Linked DNA regions of Homo sapiens: region 1 is linked to region 2. Evidence: chromatin contacts called from ENCODE Hi-C data. All regions are on one chromosome and are shown on one strand. The core of a region is the stretch at or near the end of the contact, and the rest is flanking DNA. Distances in the headings are between cores, read along the strand shown. Region 1 overlaps ESR1 (estrogen receptor 1). Region 2 overlaps ESR1 (estrogen receptor 1).

Region 1 (5,150 bases), core at 363-2,862, 57 kb after region 2:
TTTTTTTTTTTGAGATGGAGTCTCACTCTGTTGCCCAGGCTGGAGTGCAGTGGCATGATCTCGGCTCACTGTAAGCTCCGCCTCCTGGGTTCATGCCATTCTTCTGCCTCAGCCTCCCGAGTAGCTGGGACTACAGGTGCCCGCCACCACGCCCGGCTAATTTTTTGTATTTTTTAGTAGAGATGGGCTTTCACTGTGTTAGCCAGGATGGTCTCGATCTCCTGACCTCGTGATCCGCCCACCTCGGCCTCCCAAAGTGCTGGGATTACAGGTGTGAACCACCACGTGCGACCCACATGTCTGTATATTACAGCCGTTGAAGGACACAACTTTTGCCATTGGGCGACCCAGTCCCCTAGTAAGTGTTCAAAAATATTCGCTATTATCATTGTTGGTGATTTCGAGGATTTGGATATAATTAATTTGAGCCTAATTTTTTAAGACTATTACATAACTATACAAAAAAATCATGAGAGAGCCTGGAATTTTGCAAAACTAGGATAGAAACCAGTTTCTAAAAAGCATTTTAAACATTCAGCTTGTGTATTTCTTTTCACTTGTATTTTGTGATCTGCCTCCATGCTTTCATGCCTTTCTCTTCAAACAATCTTATTACCACTAACCAAAAACAATTAAAATTTGATTGTTTTGTTTTTACATGTTGTTACAGTTAAGAAAAAAAAATTCTAGGTATTGACCCCTGCCAGTTTTCGGAGTTAATACTAACTAGTGATTTGGGGCTACATTTAAGTGCTTTAAGCTATCCTACAAGCTTAAAGTAGTTATACATGCAAATACTTAAATGAATTAGGTACAAGAATACAGAGGTAAGAAATAGAATCTATTGTAGAATAAATCCTATTTCAGATGTGACTGTTTTAGGATTTGAATCAACCACATATTACAGAAAACCCCAAGATAAAGCCTTGGCATAACCAAGACAAAGTTTATTTTTTTCTCTCACATAAAATTAGTCCAGACTTATTTTACCAGTGGTATGGCAACTCCACAGTCAAAGGGACCCAAGCTCATCTGACCTTCGATTCCCTTATCCTGGGACAGGCTTACATTCTCAAGGTCGACTCCTGGCCTAATGGGGCTACTGGAGCTTCAGCCATCACACTCTGTGCTTCCTGTTATATCTACTGGTCAGAACTTCAGATACATCTGTCTAAAAGGAACGCTGAAAATACAGTCTTTAAGCTGTGCAATTGTACCTGGAATAAATGAGTTCTTTTAATAAAAAGAGTTGAATGGATATTTGGTGGGCAAATAGCAGTCCATGCTACAATAATAAACTTCACAATTTTAGAATTAGATATCTTGTAATGAATATTCTGACGTGGTGTCAACTTATACCATAGATAGATTATAACTTTGAAAAGGAATTAGAACACAATAATAATAAATTCACACTAAGGCTCTTTTGGGGAAAAAAAATCTCTACCATTTATTGAGTGTTTATTATCTTCACAACATCCCTATGAGTTAGGGATTATTTTTGTGGACATTTTACAGATAAAGAAACAGAGGCATTGAGATGATAACTAGCTTGACTAAGGAGTGGCGGAGCTCTGGGCAGTGTGGTTCCTGTGTGCCCATAAGGCCATTGCACAATGCTGCTTCATCATGTAATTCAGAAAGTATTGCAGGATGTGGCAGTTGGTCATCATGAATGTTCATTGTTATCTTGTGGCTTTGTGAAAAATTCTGGTCATTCAAACGATTTGACTGTTGAGATTCTGTGCACATGAGATTGTACTGTGTACATGTTTCTAAAAATGTGTGTTATAGATCAAAATGCACACACTCATTTACCTCTAAGAACAGTTCTTATATTGAAGGGAAATTATCTGTACGTGAGAGAACAACGTGGTTTTGAGTACAAGTGGTGAACAGACATTGAATAGTTGTTTTCAGAAAGCATCACTCCCCTGTACCTCAGAACCCAGCCTCAGTGCTGGTTGCGAGCCAACAGCTTTGATGTCCTGAAGTTTTTGCATCACTTCTCTTTTGCCCCTCTTTGGGATTCAAAGATGATAAGTTTGAAGTGGAGTTCTACCGCTTCCATTGGAAGAGAAAAAGTTTCCGTGTGTGTGTGTGTGTGTGTGCGTGTGTGTGTTTACGGAGAGGAGTTCTATGCATCTGCAGAGGGTGCTGCCATCAACAAGGAGAACAGAGTGGGATGAAGGGTTTGGGAAGCCAGGATGGGCATCTCTGACGAGCTCCAGAACTCTCCACCTAAGTGTGCAAGTGTAAACACTCCCTGATGTGTGAACTGGCCATCTCAAGACTAAGTATTTAGCAGGAAATGCCCCCTATTCAACCCTTGCCTTCTCAGGTGTAGAGGTTGGGTTGTCTCTTCCATCTTTGTTTGAATTATGTCATTAATCAACCTTAGTGAAAGATCACTTAGTCATTTGTGACAGCATAAGTTCTTAATTGTTAGGAATCACTGGTGCGGCACACATCTTTTTCTATCCATGAACAACGTCAAATGCTTATTTTCTCATGAGCTTTTATTTTTTCCTTTTAAAAAAAGTTTCTTAGGATAAACACAGCCTTTTTCCTTGTCTCTCCCTTGCCCTCTCATCTTTTTCTCAATCTTTATATTCCTATATGTCACTGAAGAGTCCCCGTGCCAACGCTGTGCAGTGGGAGGCTCCTACCTCCACCAGCTTTTGAGGAGGTTGTAGTCCTGCAACCTTAGAGGTTCCACAGCCAAGCTGGGGGTCTTTCTGGAGCATGGGTGGTGAATCTGAGATCTATGCACCCAGGAAGCCTGACACATTATTGTGGTGTCTCAATTCTTTTTTTTTTAATTAGAAAAATTGTATCAAATTGCATTTGGTGAGAGCAAAAATAAACTGAAGTTGGTTGAGCTTTGGAAGACTACAAGCCACTGTAATATTTAAGATTTCTTGACCTCCAGAACTAACATTTGTCCTGTCAGAGAAAATAATTACTCCTGTTGAGAATACATGCATTAAAGTAAGATGTTCACTACTCTATATGATCACCAAACATTAAATAATATGTTTTACACATGTATGTACTATGTGTTCAAGTGTTTATAAATCCATGGAGCCAATAGAATGTAAGTTCTATGAGGGCAGAAATTTTAATCCATTTTGTTCCTAGAACAGTTCCTGACACATACTGGTGTTAGGGGTAGGTCTTCAGATTTTATGGATCAAATGGAATCTCCACACTTAAAAAAACTTAGAGAAAAACTGCCTTAATGTGCCCATAGTCTGGTTGGAAATGGCAGCTCCAGGTTCATTGATTGCTTTGTTCATTCGGCACTTTTCACTGGACATGCTATGAGCCCAGCAGTGTTCTGGGTTTTTGGGATACACCAAGCCCTGCCTCCCCGGTGCTTAACATTCTAGTGGGGGAGACAGAAAGAAAGCAAACATGGTGGACAACTTAATTATCTATTTTTGAAAGTTGACAGGAACTGTGGACAAAAGAAAACAAGAGCTGGAGACAGCAGTGCCAGGGCAGGGTGAGGGTCAAGTTAGAGTAAGCCTCATTGAGAGATCTTTTGAGCAACACCTGAAGGAGGAGGTGAGAAAGTTAGCCATGTGGAGGGAGCAGCATTCCAGGCAAGTGGCCCACCAAGTGCAGAGTCCTGACAGCAAGAGCAGTTCTGGAATATTCTAGAAACAGGAAGAAGACCAATGTGACTAGAGCAGAGTGAGGCAGGAGTGAGAGAAAATGTGATCAGGAAAGTAAGGTCCTGTGGCCACTAAGATTTTGGCTTTTATTCTGAAGGAAATGAGGACTCATTGCAGGACTTTGAGAGCATGATCTGACTTGTCACAAGTGTTCTCTTTGTCTACTGGGTTGAGAAGACATCCAAAGGGGGCCAAAGATTGAGGCAGGGAGAGCAGCTAGGACAGGCTCTAGCAATCTAGGTGATAAATGAGGACCGATGGTGGCTCTGACAAGGGTGGTAATGGAGACATGGTGAGGAGTGACCACATTTCAAATATATCTTGAGGTAGAGCTGACAGGATTTTCCCGATGGGCTGGGCGTAGTATGTGAGAGAAAGAATTCAGTTATGGATGATTATTTTGTCCTGAACAATGATAAAAGTTGAGTCAACAACTGATATGGGGAAGTCTACAGGTGGAACAAGTTTTTGAGGAGGAAATCAGTTCAGTGTTGGCTATGTTGAATTTGAGATGTTTTTAGACCATCTGAGTGGAGAAATCTGGAGTTTAGGAGAGAGGCTGGACTTGATATGATGTTATGGGTCCTCAGCATAGAGATGATGAATGAGATTAGCAAAGTAGTGAGTGTAAAAAGGAAAGGGAAGGAGACCAAAGATTGAGCCTTGGGACAGTCAGAAAGAAGAGAGGGAACCCGCAAAGGAGATTGAAATGGAATCCATCTCACTGTGGCATCGTGAAAGACAAATGAAGATGGTATAAGATGAAAAAGTGATCAGCTGTATCAAATGCTGCTATTGGGTCAAGTAGGGTGAGAATTGATAATTTTCCATCTTGTCAAGAGCAGCCGTGATAGAGGGAGGGGGTGGAGATATACTTGGAATGAGTTCATGAAAAAATGGGAGGGAAGGGATTAGAAGCAGCAAGTATAAGCAGCTCTTTCAAAGGAGGGAGATGGGGAATGGCTACTGGGATGCCATCACATAGATAGGAAGGTGGAACCCTGTGCACTGGAGGAGGGAGTGTCCTCACAGAGGAGGACAGGCAGGAAGGTAGAGTGGGCTGCTTTGGGCACATGTGGTTCTGTGGATGTTCTCTTTTGACAGCTTCAGTTCTTCAGGGAATTGGGAGCAAGTTCATCAGCTGAGAGTGAACATGGGGCAGACAGTGTGAGAGGTCAAAGCGGCAAGAGTAGTTGTGCCACAGTCTTTTAGGAGAGAGGGAAAGTAAATGGAATGGGGAAGGAAAGTAAATAGCATGGCTGCTGAGCTGCGTTACAAGCCCACCCGGTGTTGGGTTGTGAGGTGTAGTTGTGGGCTCTTCTTCAGTCGGATTGTCAGCATGGGCGGCTGGCAGAGAGTTGAATCTGACAGGGCAGCAGTTCTGGAAAATGAGTATGATGAGTCAAGAAAGGGACCAGGAAGTGGAAACTGTGTGTGAGGCAGTGATGCTGATGAATGACTGTGGAAAAC
Region 2 (5,266 bases), core at 72-2,571:
CTCACTTCCCAGACGGGGTGGCCCCGGGCAGAGGCTGCAATCTCGGCACTTTGGGAGGCCAAGGCAGGCTGCTGGGAGGTGGAGGTTGTAGCGAGCTGAGATCACGCCACTGCACTCCAGCCTGGGCACCATTGAGCACTGAGTGCGGTTTTGTTCATTTTTTAAATTCTTTTTTCTTTGTCTTTGTTGGATTGAGTTAATTTGAAAACCTTGTCTTTGAGCTCTGAAGTTCTTTCTTATGCTTGTTTTATTCTATTGCTGAGACTTTCAAGAACATTTTGCATTTCTCTAAGTGTGTCCTTCATTTCCTGAAGTTGTGATTGTTTTTTATTTATACTAACTATTTCACTGAAGATTTCTCCCCTCATTTCTTGTATCATTTTTTTGACTTCCTTAAATTGGACTTCACCTTTCTCTGGTGCCTCCTTAATTAGCTTAACAATCGACCTTCTGAATTCTTTTTCAGGTGACTCAGGGATTTCTTCTTGGCTTGGATCCATTGCTGGTGAGCTAGTGTGATTTTTTGAGGGGTATTAAAGAACCTTGTTTTGTCGTATTACTGGGATTGTTTTTCTGGTTCCTTCTCATTTGGTAGGCTATGTCTGAGGGAAGTACTAGGGCTCAAGGCTGCTGTTCAGATTCTTTTGTCCCACAGGTTGTTTTCTTGATGTAGTACTCTCCCCCTTTTCTTAGAGATGTGGCTTCCTGGGAACCGACCTGTAGTGACTGTTATTTCTCTTCTGGATCTAGCCATTCAGCAGGGCTACCAGGCTCCAGGCTAGTACTGGGGGCTGTCTGCTCAGAGTCCTGTGCTATGGGCTGTTTTCAGGTCTCACAGCGTTGGATTCCAGCACCTGCTCTGATAGAGGTGGCAGGGGAGTGAAATGGACTCTGCAGGGGTCCTTAGCTTTTGTTGTTTAATGCACTATTTTTGTGCTGGTTGGCCTCCTGCCAGGAGGTGGCACTTTCAAGACAGCGTCAGCTGTGGTAGTATAGGGAGGATCAGGCAGTGGCCAGGGCCTTAGAACTCCCAAGAGTATATGACCTTTGCCTTCAGCTACCAGGATGGATAGGGAATGACCATCAGGTGGGGCAAGGCTAGGACTGTCTGAGCTCAGACTCTCCTCGGGTGAGTCTTGCTGAGGCTGTGCTGTGGGGCAGGGGGGTGAGGTTCCCAGGTCAATGGAGTTATGTTCCCAGAGGATTATGGCTGCCTCTGCTGCGTCATGCAGGCTGTCAGGAATGTGGGGGAAAGCCGGCAGTTACAGGCCTCACCCAGCTCCCTTGCAACCCCCAAAACCGGTCTCACTCCTGTGCCCTACCAACAGCATCAAGTTTGTTTGCAGGCAGCGGATGAGCAAGGCTAAGAACTTGCCGCAGGCTACCAGCCTCCCAGCAAAGAATGTAAGTAGGGCTTTCATGCCTCCCTTCCTGTTGAATCTGTACACCAAATTCACTCCCTCCCCCAAGTTCTGGCCAGGTGACTTCATGTTTGGTTGGAATTGTTACAAAGTTCAGCTGGAGGTTTCCTTCTCGCTGTGGTCTTTTCCCAGTTCCTCTGGCCACCCTCCCCAAGGACCCCTGTGAGACAAGGTAGAAATGGCTTATTAGGGGACCCAGAGAGCCCACAGGGCTTTTCCCCTTGCTTTCTCTACCCTTTATTTCACTCAGCTGTCTAATTAAATCAGCTCCAGGTAAGTTCATATCCTTCTCCCATGATCTGGAGCTGCAGATTCCCCAGTGAGGGTGTGTGTTCGGGGGTGGGCTATCCCCCTTTCCTACTTTCACAGCTTGGGCACTCACAGTATTTGGGGTGTCTCCTGGGTCCTGTAGGAGCAAACTGCTTCCTTCACAGGGTCTGTGGATTCTCTTGGCTTTCCTGGTATATTCCTGTAGTAGTTCTGGAGCAGAAGTTTATGGTGTGAGTTTCCACACACTGCTCTGTTCATCCAAGTGAGAGCTGCAATCTAGTCCTGCCTCCTTTCCACCATTTTTTGGCCTTGACGTATTACATTTATTTTATGTTTGAAGTTTTGGCAGTTTTATTTTGAAAATTTTACATAACAAATGCCAAGCCAAATCCAAACTTCTTGGCCTAAATCATTTACAGATAACCTTTACTGAGCATTTACTACATGAAGGTGTTGTTGACACAGGGGATTTAAGATGTGATCACTGACCACAACATCCAGGCAACCTAAAAGTGAAAAGAGGTCATTCACAAAAAATAGGACCAAACTTCCTCCATTCCTCAAGGGACCTAGGACTGGAGTTGGCCTAAAAATTCCTGCTGTATCACCTCACCCACCAGTTTTGATCTTGCTCTCAGGGATCAAGGAAGCTCAAGGTTTCTGGCCCTTTTGGCTCATGTTCTTGGAGGTATATTCTATTGTCAAGTTAAAGTCGTACCCATCCTAGATCTGTTTCTCTCTCTTTGTGGTTCCAGTCTCATAGAAAACATAACTATGTGAAAACACCAACTACCCCATAAAGCTATTCTGAGACTCAAAGACATGAACTCTATTTTGATAATCACAAATTGATGTATAGATGTCAGATATCATTCATGTATTATGTAGCATTGTGGTTTAAGTCTTAGCTGTTGGAATCAGACTACTTGCATTCAAATTTTAGCTCTGTTGATAGGTGTGTAACCTTGAACAAGATACGTAACCTCTTCAGACCTTTGTCTCTTTGTTTGTCAAATAACGACAATAATAATACTAACTTAGTAAGTATGTATAAGGAGGCATGTAAAGCTTCTATTGTATTTGGCTTATGGTGAGCCCTTCATATAAATTGGTTACAATGGGTAATGAAAAGTACGTTCAATTTTTCCCACAAGGATTTAATCTAATCTCTAAATAAAATGCCAGTTTTAGTATACTGTCATCATTATAAGGAAACTATAATTCTTAAGTAATTAATTACTTTGGTTCCCTTTGGATAATTAGTGATACATAAAATGCAGTACCTTGCCCTGAGGAACCTACAAGTTAGCCTCCCTCTAATCCTGGCATTCAAAGTCCTCCACCTTCCGAATTACACCTGTTTTTTCAGGCATTGTCTCCCACTTTCCTAGCAAGCCTTTGGCTCCAGGAAACTGTTCTGTTCATTGACGACAGAATGTATTTTGTCCCGTATGCCTCCCTTCAATCTGAAGTTCATTTTTAGTAATTTTTTTTATTAGTAGTGACTTTCCCCATTTACTAATGCCTTTCTCTTTAGCTCATTTAGAATTCCCTGGAAGTCATCATGTTTTCCTTCTGAATTGCTATCATATTCTGTCTCTGTGTCTAATCAGAAAGTTAGGTGAGCTGCTGTCTCAGCTCCTGTGTTAATCCAGGTACTGAGCTCTTTGTACCCTGCCAGCTTGAGGGCAACTTGGATGCGCTGGTGTGTAGTGATTTGCAACTGTGAGAGAGCCGTTTCCATCAACAAGTGACAGCTTTTGGTTCTAAACACTGCTTGACCTCATTCTGGTTTGAACATATACTTTGGCCTCTGCCCTCTACCTCACCTCCAGTTCTGATCTTGGGCATGCCACAGAACCCCATCTACACTAGGCTTTCATTTTGGACTTCTAAGTCCTTTACTTGACCACTTATTTTCTTTAATTGCTAGACTTAATCATCCATGCATATGACAGCCACTCAGCTCTGACCCCAATACTTCATTGAGGCTCATGCCAGTCTGACCTCTCACAGGGAAGAGCACCCCTGCCGGTGAGCCCCTGGCCCTTGGATTATGCTGTCCCACCAGTGCCCAGCTGGCTGCTTGGCACTGCATGTGATGTATCTTTGTTTATTGATCGCTTAATTGAATGGGATATAGGATTATATTCCATGTTCCAGATCAAGTTGAGCCAAGCTGACAACTTAGTATTAAAAAAATATATTTATCTCCTATCTGTCCAATTAAAATTTTAATTTCTAGAGGTAGAGACAGTCACATTGCTATTTAATTCCTAGCACAGCAGTATTTTTGTCAATATTTGTTATTAGTGGTGAGTTTAAATTATAAAGGAAAAAAGAGAAGTGGTGATTTATGTCAGCGCTTGGCTAAACTATTCCCTTGATATAAGTCTATTATTCAGGTCACATAAGCATGACTGAAGTAATATCACAACCATAATATCATAATTATCTCTCTTGCTGTCTCTGTCACTTTCTCACTTTTGTTTGTGCATAGTGCATAGACCTGTAGAAAATTTATTAGTAATCTGAAGCATAAAACCAAATATTACAACTATCATAACAAATAAATAAAACTGTGCACTCCTTTAGGGAGTAGTAAAGCCATTTCTAAAATTAAGTCAAAGTAAGATTCCCTTATTATTGAGATATTTTAGTGGTATACACTATCATAAGTAAGATGAATAATTTTGTTAGCAGCTGACACTGCTATATAGATATTTATCTTGGGAAGTTCTCAGTGTAACATCTTTACTGTGTTTTTCTCTTTAGATTATACTTTTATGTTTATTATTTTGTTTCGTGGGGGATTCAAAAATATGCATTTTATGCCATACTTGGGGATTCCCTATAAATTATTAGTTGTAATATGACAGTTCCATCATGAATTTTCCAGGTATTCTTTTATGCAAGCAGATAATAGCTCATTTTGGTTTTTAACACATTCATGCATATTCTTTCTCTCTCAATAAATATGGTTTTAATTTATTAAATGAAAGATTTAAAAATGTGCTAAGCATTTTAATAATAATCGATTTTGGATTAACTTGTTATGTTTACTCTAGGGCTGTAGTTCACCATTTATTCAGTTAAGTCCTTCCCCAAATTCAATATTGAACATGTGGAATTGATTCGTTTCACGTGGATGTATCATTTACTCCCAAGATGTTGGTTTTTGGCATTTAGTACTGGTAATGGGCCAGGAAAGTGCTCATCTATATTTGTTGTTATTCACTGATTGCATCTTGCCCTTGCACCCACTGAGACGATGGGAAAGTAGCAACAATACTAGGTGATTTCTTTGATTTAAACCCAATTAAAAGAATTAGAGAGTTGTCTGATACAAGGCCAAAGAACTAAGAACAGAAACAAAAGCAAAACAACAAACAGCAGCACAAACTCCAGTGAGATAAATTTTTAAAACATTGGGAATATTTAAAAAATAAAAACACTCCAATGAACCACCCAGGTTTTATTAAAGAGTAGAGAACTCAAACAGCAGAAGGCAGAGCTGGTGGAGGAAACTCAGCAACTGCTCAGAAATGAAACAACCTAGGAAGGAGGTGCGAGTG

Evidence for each region. A loop is a pair of places that touch in the nucleus more often than their neighbours do.
Region 1: a loop to region 2 is called in a map of PC-9, with 3 times the contacts of the local background. The contact joins two enhancer-like sites. A Hi-C loop is called at or near these places in 2 of 168 maps with a recorded cell type or tissue (K562 and PC-9).

Annotation. Positions count from the first base shown.
Region 1 is chr6:151,956,884-151,962,033 of GRCh38, forward strand. All of the region lies in intron 4 of ESR1 (estrogen receptor 1), which reads left to right. Among named protein-coding and RNA genes, the nearest start is that of ESR1, 150 kb to the left of the region's middle. Within about 2 kb of position 1,613, at least 2 of the 41 ENCODE cell types and tissues checked have a DNase peak (open chromatin) inside an H3K27ac peak, as active enhancers do.
Region 2 is chr6:151,899,975-151,905,240 of GRCh38, forward strand. The region is part of intron 3 of ESR1 (estrogen receptor 1); the gene reads left to right. Among named protein-coding and RNA genes, the nearest start is that of ESR1, 95 kb to the left of the region's middle. RefSeq lists an enhancer at 457-1,656. Within about 2 kb of position 1,322, at least 3 of the 41 ENCODE cell types and tissues checked have a DNase peak (open chromatin) inside an H3K27ac peak, as active enhancers do.